Linked DNA regions of Mus musculus: region 2 is linked to region 1. Evidence: chromatin loops called from intact Hi-C (ENCODE). Cell type or tissue: heart. All regions are shown on one strand.

Region 1 (2,500 bases):
CTTGACAGTCAGATAGAGAAACTGTCCTTTGGGAAAAATTTCCAAGTCTTTTACATATGAGGGTCCGTTTTGGTGTTAAAGGGTGCCCAGTACGCCAACAACATTGCCATTTTACTTTGTATCCACTGAGAGAAGGAAACAACCCATAATCATAGCTATAAACGGAACCAATGGCATCTTAAATGCCTTCATGGGTGAACGAGATGTTTTTCGTCTCAGCTGATGTTGGAGGACAGCGGCAGACCTTTTGTGATGGCTGCCCTAAACCCAGACGGAGAGAGCGGACTTAACCGAATCCTTAAGAAGTCTATCCTTAAGCAGGCTGAAGAGATGGCTCAGCGGTTAAGAGCACTGGCTGCTCTTCCAGAGGCCCTGAGTTCAATTCCCAGCAACCACACATGGTGGCTCACAACCATCTGTAATGGGATCCTAATGCCCTCTTCTGGTGTGTCTGAAGATAGCTACAGTGTATTCGTATACATAAAATAAGTAAATAATTCTTTAAAAAAAAATGAAGTCTACCATCACAACAGGTCTCCTCCTGGTTCCCACCCTCTCGGATCTCCTCCTTTTCATCCCCCACCCTCTCACAACCTCCCACTGCTGCTTGGCAATAGCACCACAGGAGGCAACTGTTATCCTTATAGTAAGGTAGTGATGTCTTGGCCTTGAAACTTTTTTGTGTGTTTTTTTGTTTGTTGGTTTGTTTGTTTTTTGTTTGTTTTTGAAACTTTTCCTCCCCATAGTTGTCTCTGGAAGCTCAGTAACTGGGGTGGGGGCGGGGATAGTGGGTTCAGTGAGACAGACCAGCAACTGCTTTGAGTCGCCAGGCTGGGCAAAACTGAGAGATGAGCCCATCCCCTATCTTTGGACTTAAATCTTTTCTGGTTTGACTTTGTTTACTTACTTATTGTTTTGTTTGTTTGTTTGTTTTGTTTTTAAAAAATGTGTGCGGGTGCTTTGCCTGAGTGTATGTATGTATACCACATGCATGCAGTGCTTGAGGAGGCCAGAAGAGGGCGATAGATCCTCTGGGTTGGACAGCTCCACCCCTGCAACCCCTAAACCCAGAAGGAAGCTCACCTGTAGTCAGACCTCTAGGTCTTGCCAGCCTAGTGAGGGCAGCAGGATGCCAGCGAGCGCTCAAAGCCCCAGCCACCTTCAGAACCCTGGCTCCCAGGTACCTGAGAAACCCAAGCCTGCAGGCAGAAGAAGCCAAAGGAGGAATTTCTATTGGTTACCTCTGCAGACCTATACCTGGCCAAAAGAAGTGTTTAGTTGACAGCCTCATTTTCAAGCCCACTGTGGCTGGGTAGGCCAGGAAGTCCTGAGGAATGGTGTCAAAGGCCACTATTCTCCTAAGCAGACCAGGCCATAGAGGTTGAGACCAGAGCCCATAGTTGAACTCTAATTTTCAAAGGCTCACCCCTAGTGACCCACTTCTGCCAGCTAGGCCTCACAATCCCCCTGGCTGGGGGGGGGGGCAGATACTCAAATCATGAGCTTGGGGGTACATTTCAGAGTTAACCATATAACAGAGCTATGTTAGAGTCACTTCAGCATGACAGAAAACATACGTGACTCCTCCACCTAGAATTCTGCCCTCTTACCCTGTATAACTTAGAAGGAACAAAACAGCATCCCACTCTGACTACCCAGTCCAGTCAGTGCCCAGAGTCTGTGTCCCTTGACCCCAGGAGAGGCTGTCTGTCTAAGGCTTCCCTGGGGCCAGAGGCATAGGCTGTAGGCGGGGCTTGGGCTGCAGGAGGACCAATCACGGACAGCACAGATGTGCAAGAAATCCCACTGGACATCAGGATCTCTAGCAGAACCCAGAGCTGGACCCTGGTAAAGAAGACGAGGTCTTCCCAGAGTGCACCCCCAGCTCACTATGGGAAAGGAATACAAACAGGTTAGCTCACAGGAGTGCTGGCTGGACAGAAGGCAGGCTGTCTTGTAGCCAAGAATTTTTAAAAAGCAGAAGGCACACTGAATTCTGCTAACTCAATTGTAACATTTTCTCCGCTCTTTGCAGGGAGACATACTCCGCATCGTATATCGTGGTGGCCATGACTGCATCAGGCACTGGCAAGGGGCTCATGTAAGTAATGCCACTTTCTATGGCTCCCATCGTGAGGTGCTGACTGTATAAAAGGTCATAGATTGCTTTTGGTGGCATCTCAGGACAGGGCCTGATGCCACCTGAGTGGCATCTCAGGGTGGCTTAACAGTGGACAGTTTCTTTGCCCAGAGACATCACAGGGTGGAAGAGCTCAGTGGTCAGCATCCCTCCTTTCTCCCCACCCTTCTCATGGCTACTTGGCATCTGCTGTGTGTGCCATACAAAGACAATCACACACTGTCCCTCGCTGGCTGCACGGAGCTTCCAGTCTGCAGGACAATAGCAACCATGGCTCTTAGCAAGGAGACCTCAAGTTACTGACCAGAAACAGCTAAAGCATGAAGAGCCAGTGAGCAGCTAGGAGATTGATAATGGCTG
Region 2 (2,500 bases), 220 kb after region 1:
AACAGACCAGGAAGTAAGAGAGTCCCCAAGAACCCCATCCATGTCTGAGGACCATTTTAGGAGACAGCTGCTTGAAACCGGTTCTCACCAGAATTCCTTAGGCTGGGGGAGGGGGGAGGGGCGGGGAGAGGGGGGGGTGGGGTGGAGCCCCGGAGGATTTGCTTTCCTTTGGTCTCTGTCTTCCTCTTCCTCACTCCTTCAGGGTTCTTTCTTTGGAGGGAAATACATTTGCAGCAGGCTGGTCACTGGCTACCCGTGATTCCAGGATGCTTTCTGAGATATCTGCACAGTGCGCATCTGCTTTGTCCCAGAGCCTGGGTGATACTCTGAGGCTGGGGAATCGGACCTAAGATCTAACTGAGGCCTTACTTGTGGACCAAAAAAGCACATTAAAACAGACCAGGGCATCTTTCCCTCTGCCAGCATCCTTTCTGGGTGCCGGTAGGATTCTGAAAGCGTTCTGCTTTCTAACTCAGATGGAAGACCTGAGATCCGCCCAGCACTGGTTCCTTTTATGCTGAGTCAGTTTTTATAAACACTGAGGAAGCATTGTGTGGGCATCTCAGGCATTTTGATGCTAATGATTTAATCTCCCTTTGGCTCCACTAACAGCTGGGGCCAGACATACCATGCTGGTGGCTTAGAGACCCACTGGCAGGTTTGCCCCAAAGGGCCAGGAGGTTGGCACCCCCCCTCCCTTCCCAGTGCCAGCCTTTAGGCTGGAGGAAATGCAGAGGCTGGTTGCCTTTTCTTTATCTCAGTTTCCTTTGGCCATCCCATCAAGAACGGCAGCAGCAGGAGGAGGGTTCATTCATGTGTACCCATGAATATGTTGCAGTCTTCACCTCTGCTGGGTCTCTCTGAATCTTGTTGAGGAGGTCTGTGGGGGCGGGTGAGGGCAGGGCCTTATTTAGGAGAGGGAGGCCCACTGCAAACTCTGTGGGGATGTGTTGGCAAGGAAGGGAGGGGAGACCAGACAGGGACAAAGGCTTACACCAACATGAACGACTTTTTGCAAACAGGTTGATTCTCAGCAGCTTTATCTACCTCATTTTGCTTATCATGAGCAACTGTCTGCTACTTATCCATTCTGCAAGAGGATCCTAGGGCAGCTTGTGGGGAGCAGGTGCCACCCCAGCTTCTGGCTCTGAACTGTTCCAGGTCACGTTTCTTTCTTCAGTTCTACTTAGTGTCTGTGTGCCCCGCCCCCACCCATGAGCAGACCACCGAGGAGAGGAAACGGTTAACATTAGGAGACACTAAAGATACAAGTGTCACCTACAGTCCTGAGGGCTGTGATCCAGGAACCAGGATGAAGGGAGACTGCCACCTACGGGCCAGGTTCCAGGGATGTCCACGTGTGGATTCTAAGGGACGCAGAAGGCCTTCCAGGAATGGTTTGCTAGTTGCTCTTTCTGCCAACACACTAAAAACAAAACAAAACCAAAAAAAAAAAAAAGTGATTCATACAAAGAGGCATTTTCTTCCTGATTTGCAAAAGAAGTTTTCCCACAGGCATGCCATTTTTTAAAGCTAAGAGCTGTCTACACCTCTGAACTCATCATCCAAATTCAATAGAATGAGGTGGGTGCTCCCAAGCTTCTGGCCTGGGGTACAGCTCGGTGGGTAGGGCACTTGTCTGGATCCTCAAAACCTTGAATTGAATCCCTAGGACTGAAAACACAAACAGCCAATTGCACATAATGGAGCAGCTGTCCACTGCTGTCGGCTGTGAGGGTCCGCGGAGGACCCTGATCCAGCACAGCGCCTGGACTGTGTGGCTGCTTGTAGGAATGAGTCCCTGTGATGAATCAAAGACAAACAGCATCTTGCGGCACCATCCCAAAAAAGTAGCAGGAGAAATAAGGATCAGACAACTACCGACTCCACGACAGTAGAGTAGTAGGGTGTGAGGGCCTTGGAGAATGGGCATGGGAAAAAGAAGGGTTGTCTCTCAACGTAGAGAAGAGCTTTACATACAGTAGAGCCCTTGAACTCGGAGCTAGACTGTTGGATGAGGTTAGCTCTGCTCCCAAAGTGAGAAAGAAAAGTCACAGAATGTGAGCGTGGGCTACTGTGTTACGGCGGTCCCAGTGTGGATTATACCACTGCCCTTTGTTATCTAAGAGCAGTGTGTTTGTGGGCATCACACCCCACCATTCCACAGTCTGCCGTTATGTAATCAGATCTGACTCCACACTATCTACTCAACACTGAATGGTTAAACAGCCTGCTCTTGTTGCAGAGAAGGGAGGAATCCAGGTGTTTGGATGAGGGAGTGGTTCTAGTGTTTCTTCGTGGTTTTGAGTGTGTATGATGTGGGTACCTGAAGTCGTGTGTAAATGTGCATATTATGTGCGATGGGAAAATTAAGGGAAGATCATGGTTCTCTTCTACCAAGCCAAAAGATTTAGAGGCTGTGGCCAGCATGGCAGCTCATAGAGCAGGCCAGACTCATCCCTACAGCCATCCCTGCATCCCAGGGTCGTCCCAGAGCCAT

What was found. A loop is a pair of places that touch in the nucleus more often than their neighbours do. Peaks named below come from ENCODE experiments on the same cell type or tissue, not always from the same donor. Only the 100,000 strongest peaks of a DNase experiment are listed, where the experiment ranks them.
Region 2: a loop joins it to region 1, with 4 times the contacts of the local background. A loop is called at or near these places in 9 of 42 quality-filtered maps.

The regions. Positions count from the first base shown.
Region 1 is chr10:42,290,081-42,292,580 of GRCm38, reverse strand. No RefSeq gene overlaps it. Among named protein-coding and RNA genes, the nearest start is that of Foxo3, 15 kb to the right of the region's middle. In heart, a CTCF peak has its summit at 1,004 (motif pointing right); no DNase peak of the experiment used is centred here; H3K27me3 peaks cover 47 bases.
Region 2 is chr10:42,069,644-42,072,143 of GRCm38, reverse strand. Gm40630 (a long non-coding RNA gene) reads left to right here. Exons shown (of 5, transcript XR_871601.1): 3 at 1-2,500. It overlaps Gm51798 (a long non-coding RNA gene), which reads right to left. Exons shown (of 3, transcript XR_003948997.1): 2 at 1,283-1,426. Among named protein-coding and RNA genes, the nearest start is that of Gm40630, 11 kb to the left of the region's middle. In heart, a CTCF peak has its summit at 1,332 (motif pointing left); no DNase peak of the experiment used is centred here; H3K27ac peaks cover 378 bases.